Linked DNA regions of Homo sapiens: regions 1 and 3 are each linked to region 2. A link is an interaction called in ENCODE POLR2A ChIA-PET data of the cell type or tissue named here. Cell type or tissue: HepG2. All regions are shown on one strand. Links, peaks and the distances in the headings refer to the core of each region. The heading gives the core; the rest is flanking DNA. Region 1 overlaps ELL2 (elongation factor for RNA polymerase II 2). Region 2 overlaps LOC101929710 (a long non-coding RNA gene). Region 3 overlaps LOC105379091 (a long non-coding RNA gene).

Region 1 (5,000 bases), core at 1-5,000, 270 kb before region 2:
TTCTTCTTGTCAAATAGGAAGCAGAATTTTGTTTTAAAAAATGGTTTCTCAGAAACAAAGCCCAAACCTGAATTCTACAAGGAAAAAAAATCTTAAATATGAATCGCAACTTCCAATTCATTGCCAATCTCCTCTCCTTGTACCCTGGAGCCTTGAGCAACGTTCTTTTGCATTATGCCAGGAAGAACTGCTGGCAAATGTAAGTGGGCTTAGAATTCATGACTGCAGTCAGCAGCAGTTGTGTAAATCTAGGGAGAGACTGGTATTTGACACCTGCAAGTCCTCAAGGTTAACAGAAGTCTCAAAAAGCCCAAGCCCCAGATTTTGTAAAATACATGGTTTCACCCCAACCTAATCAATGTCACCAAGAAAACTTGTAAGTCCAATAAGACAAACAATAGTTAAGTCTGCAGAATATTTCCATATAGATTTAGAAGTATATTTAACTCTTAATTCTCTGCTTTCAATATCAATTGTTTTTGAGCCTTTTCTTGGGTAAAGTTACCGAATGCTTTTTTCAAAGTAAGTCTTACGGGGAACTTATTTTATGTATTACAAACAGACTCAGAAATGCTCTAGTTAAGGAAGGAATGATGAGAGACTGGAATTGCTGAGGCAGCCACTGTGGTAAGTCCTCCCTGGGGACCAAAGGCACAAGACCACAGTCTATGCTAAACAAGGAGAAACAGCAATAAGACATACAATATTTGGGGTATATCATTTTAATTAATTAAATTGTAGTCAAATCTTAAATGAACATTACAAAAGTGTGTGTGTAAAAATATGCACCATTTTGTGCCATTTTTTTTTTATGAGAATTGGTGCCAACTATTTGGAGAATACCAAAGGTAGGAAATGGTGTCCTGCTTTCTTGTTCTTTCTCCTTTTTAAAACGCTTTCTTTAGAATTCTCCCTTTGCACTTCCAGTTCCAAGTTGTTTCTCAATGGTTTGAGAAGAAAGTGAAAACTTCTCTTTTACAAACGGATGAAAAGAGAGAGCCCTAATGGACCACATCTAGGATGCTAGATCATTGGGTCTGGAGCAAACTACCCAGTTTCCAACTCTGGCTCCAGAATCTACCATCTGTGTTACCTTGGGCAAATAACCTCAGTAATCCCCAGTTTCCATACTTGTAAAATGTAGATAATGATATTACCCACCTCATATGACTGATGTGAAGTTCAGAGATAACCCATCTAAGGTGTTTGGCACAAGGCCCGGTACACAGTAAGTGCCAAAAAATGTTTGCTTTGATAATACAAAGACAATATTGGGGAGCTCCCACTCCAATTCTGACCTGTTTGATTCTAACACACACATGCCTTCCTTACTATAATGAGATGTTTTATTTTTGAAGTAATTTCTGGTAACAAGCTCTTCGGATAATCAAAAGTTAACTATACTCATTCTGAATCTTCATAATTTAGAGAAAAATAAGGGGCTACAAGTCTTCTGGGTCAAAGCTTAAGTGTTAGTGTAAATGGAAACCAAATAAGGTATCTGGAAAAATAAACAAATAATGAAAACAACTAGCAATATTTCCAACTGTCTCAAACTCAAAATACAGAAAGATAAGGTATGAGAATGAATCAGCTAAAACAGGTGTCCATGGAAGGCTGAAAAATTACAGATGCCTGCTGCTCCTCTAGAAGGGTAGCAAACACTGCTTCCCAAGTGCCCTATCCATAAAAAAAAAAAAAAAAAAAAAAAAATACTGCTTTCAGATTCCCAGAGTCCCAGATACTAGCTACAGCACAACAAAGAAACAAAGAAAATAGAATTAAGGGTTCTCATGGGAATCACAACTTTATGACTCTAAAGCATTCAATCTTCATAAATACAAACAGTATTTTAAAGTCTGTGGGGGTGTTTTTTTTTTTTTGTATCAAGCTATAGGTAGCCCTAAAAATGAACCAAACATATAGTATTTTAATTTTTATAAATCTGTTTCCGAACATCTACTCTGAAAATGCATTCCTGAGGCAGAGTCTGGTTTACTCCATAAAATTTATTTCTATTCAGTTTTCATAAGTCAAATTTGTTTGTTAATTTTCTTCAAGCCTATAAAGAAAATAAAACTATTTCTAATTTCACATGTATAAAGCTATTGATATGCACAACACATCAAGAGCTAAATTAGAGACTACAGTTCTGATTTCTAAGAGGTTGGCATGTCTGATGTAAATAAGAGGGCCTGTCAAGTTTCTTAGACAGACTGATTTATAATTGCAAGAAATATAGGACTAAAAAGATTTCTAAGGATGGTTAGGCCATTGGCAAAGCCATCAAATCTATGCCTTCACATAGAGAAAGAGACACTTTGGCAAAAAAGGGCAAAGGTTTACATATGGGTAATTAAGGTAATTACTATATTTGAATAACTGATATTACAAAACTTTTGCTTATCTTTTAGATAGTTATTTAATTCTGCTAGGAGGTAGAACCACATACCACAGAGTCCCTCTAAAATAATGAAACTATATAAAGTAGTAAAACATTTTATCCCCTGGCCAATAACTCACAGCATTGCTCCATGAAAAAAAGAGATCCATACCGCTAGGCTTTGTGAGACGTTTGCAATGTTCTTTTAAAGAAGACAGGCATCTAAAGATGAAGGTAGAAATTCAAAAGCACTAAATGATTATGACCACAAACAATGGTAAAGAAAAATGTCAAAATAGCAAAATACAGTATGTAAAAAGTTATATAAATAGAATAATTATTTTTAAAAGTTAGAGAAATAGAGTAATTTTGTCAAAGGGAGTCCATGAACTACTAAAATAAAAACTCTCCCCACCATATTGGGAGAAAGCATGAATAGTATAAAGGAATGAAAAACTCAAAACCACTCCTAGCAATACCAGATGGAGACAACAAGGCACTGGATGTTACTTTACGCTATCTTAAAACATTGCAGTATTTTACTCATGTCAGATTATAATCAAACAAATCACGCTGTCAAACAGTTTTTAGACATTATCAAATGATTAATTTTGAAATTCAAAAAACATGTATCCAATATTGGCTGGGGAAAACCCCTTGTGACTGGCACTTTCGAACAGCTGTGGGAATATAAGGCAGCAGCAGCTTTCTGGGGGTGGGGGATTCAGATGGGATAAATGATTTGGTGACAGTTATTGAAAACTTTAAAAGTATTCTGACCTAATAAATGCCATATCTAGGAATCTATCCTGAGGAAATAAAGATAGCAATAATAATTTATGCACACGGATTTTAATCATACCATTATTGTTATACAGAAACCATACATGTAATAGGAGAATGGCTAAATGATAGTGCATCCATAAAATGAAATGTTAGGTAGCTATTTAAAAGCAACTTTTATTATTTAATAACATAGGAAAATGCTCATGATACATGCTAAATGAAAAAAGAATATAAAAAAGCAATAAACACATTAAGCCTGCAATTTTAAAAATGTAAGTGTGAGCAAGAAGAAAAGACTAGAAAGAAATTGAATAAAACTGTTTTTCACTATTAGGGACCCTTTTATTACTCATCTTTATTCTTATGTGTATTTTATACACTTTACAAATGTTTATTCACTTTGTTTTTCAATCAGAAAAACAATAAAGGCTGCATAAAAATAATAACTAGATTTTAGGTTATCACTGATACTTGCCCTTTGACCAATTACCTTAAATATTCTTGAAAGAGGTTAGAGATTTTTTTTTTTTTACAGAATCAGAATTTATGAAGTAAAAGACTTTATCCCAAATTAATCCTGGACTCATTATTCTATTCTTCAAGTTTTCTAAAGAAGGAACAAAACACTGTCTTCCTTTAGAAACAAAACACAAAACATCAAGCATCCCTAACAAAGTTTTCCGTTATAGCCAAATACAGAGCTTTCAAACAGCTGTGGAAATCTAAGTAAGCATCATCTTACTATTCAGTGGAAATGGAACACCCTCAAATACCTTCTTTCCTAATCTGAAAACTGACTTATAAATTACCAACATAACTAGATTAAGGAAAAACTAAAAAGCATTCAGATTAGTCATAACAAAAACTTCTAAGTATTGATTAGTAGAGTATTACTACCTTCATAAATATGGCTATGCCTTATATTCTTACTCTAAAATAAGATATCCATAACATACCTTACTAAGTGGTTATTAAACCCTAGGCTTTTCATGTATTATAAAGAACTGCCCTTTTCCTATGGCTGCTTAGGTACCAACCCTCTACTGATGTGGGCCCAATTTAGTTCTTTAATCACTTGGCTATTGCATTCTGAGTTTTATTACCCTAAGCCCCCTAAGAACCTCATCTTTTAAAATTCAACCAACTGCTGCTTTTCATTCCCCTAATCTGTCCTTTCTAGACTGGACTTTTTCCTAGGACACTTTACAATGCCACTGCTCCAAAACATCAAGTGTTAACTCAGAAAGGAAAGTAACCTCCACTCCCACACCCTTGATAACACCAGCAACTCTGCCTGCACCTTCTTTCCACTGGAGAGAGAGAGATCACAGACAGAGAGAAAACTTTCTTTCTCCACTGATAGATGACAAAGCAACTCTATCAAGTAGTTGACTACCAAGATATTAGCTGGTGTCTAGCTCTAGATAACAAGACCTGCCTTCTCTGTTCTCCTTGTCAACTTGTTTTTTTAAACCTTTAATATCCAGTTTTTCTCCTTAGAGTCTTGTCATATTTGAACTTGGCATCTCCAAAAATTTCTTTTATGTTTCTCGAACAATTAGGAAATACAGATTTAAAATGCCTTTTTGGCATCTATTGAAACATGTTCTGGTTTTTCTTATTTAACCCATAAAGATGACAAATTATCTTTAATGATAATGAGAACAACTTTAACATATTTGTTTCTGCAAAATAAGTATAGCTTGATAGTTATGAAGTTCAATGTCATAATAAGAACCTGTAAACTCAAGAACTAGAATGTGAGCAATAACACATCCATCCATACTCCTCTCCTTTTCCCTCTGCCTGCCTTTCCCTTCATGGGTAACCA
Region 2 (5,544 bases), core at 303-5,302:
ATAGATTATTGGGGGAGCCTTTTATAGATGGGGTAGTTTGAAAAAGGTAGTAATACTTGAGCCAGGACTTGAGCACTGTGAGCAGCTGTGAGGAAGAAATAGCCAGTGCAAAGGCCCTGAGGCAGGAACCAGCTGGGGAATGAAAGAACAGTGAAGCACCGTTACAATAAAAAAGTGGGGATACAAGATGAGGTCAAAAAGAAGGCAAGGGCCAGATAACGCAGGGTCCTGCAGGTCACGGTAGAAATTTGAATTTCTTCTAAATGTGATATATCTAATCAGGGAGTGAAATACCTTTTTATCTTATAAAAATAACTCAGGCTCTGTTTAGAGAATCGAGCATGGTCAGCTAAGAGTGGAGTGAGGAAGAGCAGCTAGCAGACTGTTACATTAGTTCAGTCTAGGGATGATGACTGCTTATTAGAGTAATGCTTTTGACTGAAGGAATGATATGAAAATCATGAATATGCCTCTTTTAACAGACATTCTCAATTAAGAAGGCCACAACTATGACTCTTACAAAATGATTCTTGAACTTGTATTTTTTGGCCTTTATGTTCACATGTTCAGCACTTTCATTAGTTTCATTTCTCCCTGCTGTTAGGCCACTGCCTCCTTGAGCTCAGAACCACCGGGTTAGGTGATAGGTCAGGGCAACTTACTTTTTATCAGGCTAAAGGCATCTGTCCCAGTTCAAATCCAGAGAGCAACCCTTGCTTGTTTCTGCCATTCCCTTATTTTTTCCCACAGCCTTCTCTTTCCCAGTTTCTCCTGCTTAATTTTCTGTCCCAAGTGGAACACAGTCTCCCAACTTCTCCCCTACTCAGCTGTCTACTCTGAAAAACACGCAGATGTCAGTTTTCATGCTGCTTTTCTGAGGGGTTTATTTTTGTTGTAGAGGAATACAGAGATGAATACAAATTTTAAAAACTGTAGAAAACTCCTCAAGTTATTTTACCCAAGGAAGGGAAAGTGGGGAAGTCATTCTCCTTTTCATTAAACCTTAAGTACAGCTGGAAGGGGCTGGACAGATTTTCAACACTTCTTTTTTTAAAAGGGAAGTCGTATGTTGACATGACTGTTGACAAGAATATAATAAAACCTAACATTTAGTGAGCCATTGCTATGTGCCAAGCATTGTTGTAGGTATCTTCAAACTGAGGCATGTCCTATTGCTACCCCCTTCACAAATGAGAAAACTGAGGCACAGGGACATTAAGTAATTGGCTCCAGGTGAGGGGCCAACCTAGACATTTTTTTGTGTGTGTGTGACAGTCTTGCTTTGTCACCCAGGCTGGAGTACAATGGCAGGATCATGGCTCACTGCAGCCTTAACCTTCTGGGCTCAAGTGATCCTCCCATCTCAGCCTCTCAAGTAGCTGGGACCACAGGTGTGCACCACCACACTTGGCTAATTTTTGTATTTTTTGTAGAGATGGGGTCTCACTATATTGCCCAGGCAATATAGTGTCAAAACTCCTGAGCTTGAGCTATCAGCCTGCCTTGGCCTCCCAATGTGTTGTGATTATAGGTGTGAATCACCACGCTGGCCCAACCTAGAAATTAGACAGGTTTTTCCCTTCTCTAGGCGATGCTGCCTCTCCAGGTGAGATGACTTGGCAATCTGTAGAGAAGGCGGCCTTTGCAGAGATGGGCTGATGAGAGACTGGTCACACATCCTGCCTCCCAGGCCCTCCTCCTGTCTCTATCCCCTCCATGCTCAATCTGGTTTTACCTCTGGACTTCATTTAGTGTACCTCTCACTTAGGCTGTTTTTGATAAGTATCTCTATAAGTGAATAGTTGCAAAAATTAAAAGAAATATGCCCTTTCCCTTTGCCCCTCCCTTTGTCAGTGAATTTCTGACTTAGGCTGTCTCATACTTATTTGCTTTAATAGCTGCTCTCTGCTTCTCTGTGGATACTTACATTGTTTCTGAAGTGGGGACCAGGAAAGCAGCGCTCCCCAAGCTGTGGGGACACAAGGCTTTCCTCCACATGGCTCTCCTCCTCCTTGTGTGCTGGGCACATTCATTTATCAGCCTGTCCTTCTCATAGGTATCCTCTTGGTCACAGCAGGCTCCAGGAGATTACTTGTCTCACTACTGAATTTTCTTTATATGATTTTTTTCTAAGTATGTATGAAATTATAGTCTTGAACTTTCCTTTTTCATACACAAACTAATCATTATGAAGCCCAATAATGATCCCTGAGGGAAAAACCACATGGAGCAAAAGGGCTCAGACGTGGAGTGAGGGTGTTTGACAAGACATCATTCCCGGACCTGTGGATACAGTTCTCTCCAGGGGTCAGTAAACTACATTTTTATGACTTGAATTTGTTTTTCAGGATATTACATCATGGTTTCCCCAAAGCACAATTGTGTGCTGTCATGTCCATTTTTCATGTTCCATATCATTCCTAGACTTAAAATAGTAAGCTCTGAGCATCATGTCTTACTGGTCTTATGACTTAAACACAGAAGAGGTGAAGGTTTAAAGAAAAACCAGACATACTCCATGAGCCAAAGGGACTGGTTTTCTATAATCTCTTTGATAAAAACCCTTTGACATTATTCTCATGGGTTATGTGACTATAGGCTGGTCAACTTGATTATTTTCCCTTGAGTATAATAAAAGTGTGTAGGAGAGATTCTCTTTAAATTTGAGATTTAAGTATGATTTCTCTCTCACAAGATAGAAGATGGATATATCTCATCATTTTATTTTTGAGAAAGAAAGGCTTTGGTGTTCATTGTTTAAGTTAAAGCAGTCCTGTTCTTGGGCCAAGAACAAGAAAAAAGAACAAAGGAAAGGACTGGAAACATTTACTTCTCAAAAAAGGATGAGAAATATTACTTTCTGTCTTCTAGTAAAAATCTGTTCTTCAGAAAGATTCAAATATTCCTTCACACTAAAGTGAAAGTGACCGAACACAGCTTAAATATGATTTCTCCCAAAGGAAGTTGTAGGTTTACATAGACCAAATCTTTACAGAGGACTCTCCCAATTCTTGATGTACCTATTTTTTTGGTCTGTTTGCTTCTATTTAAAATACATAATGAATTTTGTTCCAGAAAAAAAAATTTAAGGCCACATATTACACAATAAGAAAATAAATTTAAAAATAAGTAATTGAGAACATTAGGATGACTTTGAATATTCAGAGTTTTGGTTTTCAGAGAAAAGAGGAAATAACTGTATTTTGTTGTTGTTAGAAAACTCTTATTTTACCTTGAAATCTTAGCAGAGCAGGGATGGGATGGGGTCACTAACTCCACCTACAGCAGACCAACCTTTCAACATATGTCAATAATTTTATGGTGAAAATATTTTTCTCTCTCAGCTTGTTTGAGCATTTAGTACAGTTTACTATTCCAGCTTTAGTTCTCCGGTAGCCTTCTCTTTGGTTACTTATTAACCTCCCTTTAAAGTACAACTTAGTCTAGAAAGGTACAAAGTTCAGTTACTGTTACTATTGTTCTTGAATATGATAATAAATAAGGCCACTCTATAACTGGAAATGCCTTCTAAAACATATTTGTAGATAAAACAGCTAGTCTGGGGGCATCGGCGCTGAACACCAGCTTTCTCAGAGGTAACCCTGCAGTAACAGGACAAAGCTGCCCGTGTGAATGGGAAGTTTGCATGATACCTGTACCCCAAATCACCCATGTGCTTCACTCCCATCTTCCACCTTCTCCTTTCTCTATTATTATCCTTATAAGGATAGGATGTCAAAGGAGATCAAATATTGCCCCAGGGGAATCCAGAAGGAAGAAAGCAGTAGATGTCCTCCTCTCTATAGATATGTCTATTTTGAAATTCATTTAAGATGATGATTGCTCAGAATCCAGAATTCAAACCGAAAAAGGGCTAGTCAGTTTTCCCCCATTTGGAGTAGTGGAAAAAGTTGCCCTAGAACACTAGAGTAAGTTTCTAGATGCTATATCTGCCAACCGGAAAGAGACTGTGTCCCTTACTTGCCTTCCCAGAACCTAGAACAGTACCTGGAACATCATATGTGTTCAATAAACAGATAATGAGTGTAATGGGAGCTCTAAGGTACTTTTTAGATACAGGATATCCTTTAATTCTTACCTGTTAATTGAACACAAATAAGCTCCTGCTTCTTCTTATACTGTGTTGATCAAGGATGCTCAACTCTGGAATCTAATTGCCTGCATTCAAAACATGTCTTCCTCACTTACTAGCTGTATAATATGGGGAAATTGCTTAGTTCCTCTGTGGCTTAGTTTCCTTACTGTAAAGGGGTTGTTAGGAGAAGTAAATGACATATTAAATGCTTAGCACAGCACTAGACACCCTTAGCCTAATAAATGTTGGCCAGCAGCCACAGTATGTTATCCCCAGCTTAAGTCTGATCTACTATAAAACTATAAAGGAAGGTTCTTTTTGGCTAGAAATAATAGGAATTTAAAGGAGTTAAACACAGATTCACATCTACGTGTGGCTTTTCAAGTCATGTAATAATAAAAGAGCATTGAAAAGGACTGCTTTCCAGAGAAAAGTAGGCAGATATCCAAAGTATTTTTGAGTCAGGAATAAATGTTGGTGAATTAGTCTATTCAAAGAGATGTTTAGAATTATCTGCAATAAAATGAATTATTTTCCTACTATAATAAAAAATAAAAATAATTTTAAAAGCTTTATGAGATTTCACTTTGAAGTTATTTTTCTTTAACAAATATGCCATTCACTCAACAACTATTTATTTAGCAACTATGTGCTAAGTGTTGTGTTTGGTGCTAGTGCAGGAAAACGAAAAAGGAATAGAGCCTGTTTCTAATGAGTTTAGAGAATAAATATTTAGCTAAATAGTACTCTCCAAAATAGTTATCCTGGGATCCTGCACATTAATTCCAATATTGCTGCTGTTGCTCGACACTTTCAAACAACTCTTGGGCAATGCCTTCAGAATCAATGCACGAGCCACACAGAAACAGCAATGACCACTTTACTTTTTGAAAGGACCAATATTCAGTGGATATTAAAAACCCATATTCTCCTTTATTGGTTGGTAAATGCCACAGCTCAGAAACCCCAATGTGTCCACTCATCCCCACTCCTACATTTTTCCCTATGGGACCACCTAGAACATTTCAAACACCTCGTAATCCAGCTACTGTAGAGTTAATACATGGATCTGGGTTAAGGTCCTCCAGGTCCCTGCTCCAATACCACCAGTTCTGACTGCTCGGTGTTCAGCCTTAGCTATTGTTGAATGTGTTGAATATTACCCCTAATATAAAGTGTCACAGTGCATCCCCCAATCTACTGTCCTGTCTACTTCTTTCTCCTTGATGCCCCCAGGGCCCCATCTCCTACGGTAGGTTGTTTTTAATTATTGATTAGACAAATCCAACTTTAAGGGGCAAAGTTTGGCTATCTTTTGAGATATTTGTTTAAAATAAGATGAAATAAAAATAAAATAAAATAAAATAAGATGAAATAGCTTAAAGACAGTTCCAAAAGAGAGGTCCTAAAATTGTTCTGAGCAAAGGGAAATGTCATTGAAACTAGTC
Region 3 (5,544 bases), core at 334-5,333, 320 kb before region 2:
GTAAGCATGGCTGTTGTTAGGCTATCCTTATCAGTGTGAGTACAGATCAGAACAAGGGTGTAGAACAGATTTCCTTTTGTTCTGAGCTGAATGCAAACAGCAATTACCATACGTTGCACCAATAGGTGGAAACTGAGTCTGGCCATGATGCATTGCATCCCACCTCCAGGCAGAATACAGGAGGAGGGGTGGTTACAATAGTGGGTGGGGGCCCTGAGGGCTGTCAAGTTATCTGTGGAATGGCCTCAACTCAAGGGTAATGTTAGCAGGAAGGGAGGCATTTTCATAGCAGATTGAGGTGTTTACCTGGTTGAAGAAGCCGAGGCAGTGAGGAATGCCTGGCCCAGAGCAGAGCAGGGCAATGGAAATGTTACCTCCTGTAAAAAGGGGTTTACATCAGTACTCTTGGGAGAAAAACTTTCAAGGAGGCAGAACATGACTGGGCTGTGAGGAGACCTTACTGGGTCCCTCCAGTTACCAGGCCAATTTTGGGGCTCAGCACCAAGCCTGAGAGGATGAGCTCTTAAGGCAGGCTGACAGGAGGTGGGTACAGTGGGGGAGATAAGACCTGTGTTGTTTTTTGTTTTTTTTTTTGAGACACCGTCTCACTCTGTCACCCAGGCTGGAGTGCAATGGCGTGATCTTGGCTCACTGCATCCTCCGCCTCCCGAGATGAAGTGATTCTCCTGCCCTAGCCTCCTGAGTAGCTAAGATCACAAGCGCCCGCTACCATGCCCGGCTCATTTTTGTATTTTTAGTAGAGAGAGGGTTTCACCAGCTTGGCCAGGCTGGTCTCGAACTCCTGACCTCAGGCAATCCGCCCGCCTTGGCCTCCCAAACTGCTGGGATTACAGGCCTAAGCTTCCACGCCCGGCCACGACCTGCATTCTTGGCTAGCGCTGATACCGATGGACCTTTCCTGGCCTGTTTCTTCTTGGTGGTTTATCCCACCTCATGCTAAAAATAGTTTAAAAGAAGGGCCCATTGAGAAAGCCTGGAAACATCTGTAAAAGGCATAAAGAGGCCGGGCGCGGTGGCTCACGCCTGTAATCCCAGCACTGTGGGAGGCCGAGGTGGGCGGATCACAAGGTCAGGAAATCGAGACCATCCTGGCTAACACGGTGAAACCCCGTCTCTACTAAAAATACAAAAAATTAGCCGAGCGTGGTTGCGGGCGCCTGTAGTCCCAGCTACTCGGGAGGCTGAGGCAGGAGAACGGCGTGAACCCGGAAGGCGGAGCTTGCAGTGAGCGGAGATCGCGCCATTACACTCCAGCCTGGGAGAGACAGAGCGAGACTCCGTCTCGGGAAAAAAAAAAAAAAAAAAAAAAAGGCATAAAGCATTGATTGTCAAGTGGTCTGGTAAGAAAATACTTACTGCGCTTCCTTACTTTTGCTCATTTTTCATTCCCAAAAGGGCTTCTTTTCAGTTTCTCTGACCCTCGGGCATCTTTCTCCCAGCCCCCTTGTTTCAGTTTCCTGCTTGCCCACCAATAACCTCGTTAGAGCCACACCACACACATGGTTCGCCTGCTGCTGACAACAGACAGAGCTCATGGGCAATTTTAATAGTGCAGATGTTATTTCTCTTCTTCTCAGAGGAACGGCCTCTGAGAGCCCCACAGTGATGGGGCTATAACCCCAGAAACCTCCACAAGGGAGGGGCCAGCCAGTCTCGGCTCTCTGCACTCACTGTGCACCAGCCTCTGGCCTCCAGGAAGACGGAGGGCGCTGGGGAAGGCAGTCATGGTTCCTCCCCAGCTCAAACTTTCCCATGTGAAATCCCGTGGGCCAGTTTGAGGTCCACTGGCCACTAAAATGCAATCTCTCTGTTTTGGAAACTTTCCTCAGAACTAATTAGCAACAAGAGACGCTCACAGATAAGAACCTCAAATACCAAAACACCACTGATAAGGCACTAACTGACATGCCTAGACCTGAGGAGGGAATCATGTCTGGGCTTCATCTCCCCAGCAATGGGTAGTAAAGGCAAACAAGCCATTGAAGGAACAAGTTCAGCAACAAAAAAGCAAGGCCCTAAATAGCTTTTGTTAATGAGAAGTGATTTGGATACACATACATTCAGTGAGCCTAAAGTCCGTCTTACCTTGGGGCCTGTCTACCATGCTCTTTATGGAGCTCTCCCCTCAACAAATATTAGCTTTAGCCACCTCTTGGGGAAGCCTGACCCCACTGCCTCACTGTGCCACGTCCCCTTATTATTAATTCTCACAGCCAACCTTTTATTTTGGAGCATTTACCACAACTGGAATCAAGTTGTGTCATTTGCATTTCTCTTGTTCAATGGTGTATTCCCACCACCTAGCACAAAGTCTATGTAAATATTTGCAGAACAAATATGCATGGCTTCTATGACTGAGGAACTCACAAATATATATAAGAGGGTTTCATGCAGGACTTGCTGACAGCTTTGGTTGAAGTCACAAGATGTGCCATCTACATCCACAACTTCCACACTGTAGTGTAACTCAGATTCTGAACCCTATATTGCAGGACTCACAGAGAGGAGTAGTAAAAAAAAAAAGCCAGTTTTTCTCCCTTCACTTCTGGCTCCTCACTGATGTAAGGGGTGGAAGTAGAAAAGTCAGCTCATGTTAGAAATCAGGGTTTCTATAGAGGGTTGGCAGTGAGCTTCCCTCTTGCCACAAGGCTAAAGAGAACAGCTTCATAAAGAGTACTTAGAAAAAGTAATTTGTGACACCTCAAGCTTGGGGGACACACAGGGCTGGTATGTGACTTGTGCCTGAAAATAAAGGTCTAGCAGAGTCAAGGATGCATTTGGAAGTCACTACACTCACGGATACCAGCCCAAAAGTGCTGATTGGTCTATGACTGGGGTGGGAGTGTGGGTGAGCGACCAGATGGGACACCTCGAGTTGGCATGTTGGTATGATCATTTTTAAATGGGCAGTAAGCTTACTAGCTTCTTGCCTGAAGTGACGGCAGTATGCTATTGGAGGCAGATGCTGAAGGCCACTGCAAGGGCCAGCCATAGGAGAGGTCAGAGGAGTCCGAGGCAACCAGGGTGGGCTTTGACAATGCCCAAAGGAAACCAAGGCCAAGGACTTCAAAGCTGTCATTCAATCAGCCCTCTCATGCTCCTTGTCTCTCCTCCCTACCTTCCCACCCTTTCATCCTGGGAAATGCTGGGTGGTGGGAGGAGTGGGGAGGATGGCAAAAAGCACTTGGCTTCCAGACTAAAGCAGGCCTAAGCTGGACGAGGGGAGAATATTCAGTTCTAAATGTATTTCAGAACTGTGGCTGTTACATGACTGGACTTGTGAGTTACTGAAATGAGGCCCTTGCTAAAAGTGAATACAGGACTTATTTAAAAGTAGCTGTCTCTGAGGAATTCTGGGAACCGCCAGAAATTTCATCTCTGAAGGCAAACAGCCCCCAAAAAGTGGATTTGTAGGGACACACATGACAATCGCTGTTGCTTTATGATTGTCCCTCATGGTCAATGTGACAGTGTTTAAACTTCACAGGCATTATCCTACATTACCAGGGATGAAAGAAAGAAGATCTAGGGGTTTAGGCAAATTGCCCTGGGTCAAAGGTAGGTGAATGTCACAACTGGAACTCAGGCCCAGGGTAGAGAACTCCATGTTCCGTTCTTTCCCCCAATACCACAAAGCATTTTCTATCCTCCCCAATTTTTCATGCTTTTAGGTCCCTATTTCTGACCTGGCCTTGTCACCATCTATATGTCAGGTCATTTTTAACCAAAGACAAGGGGAAAATGGTAAGATGTGCATGCTAACAGAAGAGGGGAGCCAGGGTCATTCACTCAGTCAAGAGGAGGGAGTGAAGAGAAGGGAGGAGCAGGTGGGGAGGGTGAGTTAAGGAAGGGAGGGGTGGATGATAATTGGCTACCACAGCAATAAAGATTTGTCAACAGGGGCAGAGAAAGAGGAGGGAAGGAGGAGGGTGGAGAAAAAGGTGGCTTTGCTGACGGTCCCTAGTGTCCCCTTACAGCTGTTCTCAGCTGCAGAGTTCTGAAGCTCAGGTGGCCACGAGACCCCTAGAGACCCTCCTGGCACTCCTTTGACAAGGCTGATTTAAATGAACTCTATCCTTGGGAGGAGAAGGAAAAACTTACAGGTGTAAGAAAGAGTGATTTTCACAGCAGCCTTTTATCCAAAGCATCTTACCTGTAACGAACAACCCCCTCTAGTAACTAGGTGGCAAGAAGCACTTAGGCTTCCAGACAAAAACGCTCTTTTAAAAACTGTCCTCTATAAAGACAACTGGAAAAGAGAATAGAGAGAATATTCAAAGTTCAGCTCAAGTTGAGAACAAATGCATCAGCACTGTGTCTAAGTTACTGGTAGCCAAGATGCCAAGAGAAGCTAATGTGGGACTTGAAAAGATTCACAGAGGGCCGGGCGTGGTGGCTCATGCCAGTGCTGCTAATCCCAGCACTTTGGGAGGCCAAGGTGGGCAGATCACGAGGTCAGGAGTTCAAGACCAGTGTGGCCAACATAGTGAAACCCCGTCTCTACTAAAAACACAAAAAATTAGCCGGGTATGGTGATGTGTGCCTGTAATCCCAGCTACTCAGGAGGCTGAGGCAGGAGAATCGCATGAACCCGGGAGGCGGAGGTTGCAGGGAGCTGAGATCGTGCCACTGCACTCCAGCCTGGGCAACAGAACGAGACTCCCTCTTAAAAAAAAAAAAAAAAAAAGATTCACAGGAAAAAAAAAGTATTTCATAGAGAAATCTGATTTTTGATAGAGAAATCAATAGCAGAGCTTTTAAAATGTTCTGGGCTGTGTCCATTTACCGGGGAGCTCAATCAATCACTCTTATGCAAAAATCTAAATTAACCTAATAGGGTTGTTCAGCTCTGACTGGTTGCTTTGCTACATATATTGCTACAGAACTTTCCACCTCTGAATAAAAGATGGAAAGAAATAATTTTAAAGTATCCAATAAAAATACATATAGTAAACTTATGAGGTGCCAGACACCTCTCTACGTATGTGTCAGCCCAGCAACCTCCAAGGCAGGTACTATCCTGTTCATGATGGGAAACAGAGGATCTGGGGCTTTATAAACATGCCCACAGTCTGTGGCTTGTGAGTGGCACAACAGGACTCTAAGCCAGGCTGTCTGGCAAGACTCCTTGCTCTGAAGCCCTGTGCCCGCTGCTTGTGCTCTGGCACAGCTTGCCTGGCACTTTACCACTCCTTGTCTTCGTATCATTTTTTGGAAGTGGCTGCTGGGCTGTTCTCGGCACCACCTAGGAAGAGTGTGTAAGCTCCTGGGGTCCCATCCTGCCTTCCCACGTGCTGTCACTTAGACGTCTTCATTTCACCATCTACAATGTGAAGGGTTGGGATTCCTGTAACTGGAGAACTAGCAGAGCCCATCAACAGCATTGGGCTCTGCTAGTTCTTGGAAGCACTTGGAAAATTACACAAATGCTAGGCATAAAATAAATGTCAATAAAAACACGTGGCAAAAGGACTCGCAAAGTCAAGTCAGTGTCTTAGTCCATTTGCATTGCTATAAAGGAAT

What was found. Peaks named below come from ENCODE experiments on the same cell type or tissue, not always from the same donor. Only the 100,000 strongest peaks of a DNase experiment are listed, where the experiment ranks them.
Region 1: POLR2A ChIA-PET joins it to region 2 with 5 read pairs; 2 of 35 experiments call an interaction of 5 or more read pairs at or near these places.
Region 3: POLR2A ChIA-PET joins it to region 2 with 5 read pairs; 2 of 35 experiments call an interaction of 5 or more read pairs at or near these places.

The regions. Positions count from the first base shown.
Region 1 is chr5:95,930,109-95,935,108 of GRCh38, forward strand. All of the region lies in intron 2 of ELL2 (elongation factor for RNA polymerase II 2), which reads right to left. Among named protein-coding and RNA genes, the nearest start is that of ELL2, 29 kb to the right of the region's middle. In HepG2, for the core only: no CTCF peak of the experiment used is centred there; no DNase peak of the experiment used is centred there.
Region 2 is chr5:96,196,511-96,202,054 of GRCh38, forward strand. All of the region lies in intron 1 of LOC101929710 (a long non-coding RNA gene), which reads left to right. It also overlaps a transcript of CAST not described here. Among named protein-coding and RNA genes, the nearest start is that of MIR583, 120 kb to the left of the region's middle. In HepG2, for the core only: no CTCF peak of the experiment used is centred there; a DNase peak (open chromatin) is centred at 3,401; H3K4me3 peaks cover 830 bases.
Region 3 is chr5:95,876,821-95,882,364 of GRCh38, forward strand. It overlaps LOC105379091 (a long non-coding RNA gene), which reads left to right. Exons shown (of 3, transcript XR_001742813.2): 3 at 1-4,786. Among named protein-coding and RNA genes, the nearest start is that of LINC01554, 27 kb to the left of the region's middle. In HepG2, for the core only: no CTCF peak of the experiment used is centred there; DNase peaks (open chromatin) are centred at 1,841 and 2,351; H3K4me3 peaks cover 1,090 bases.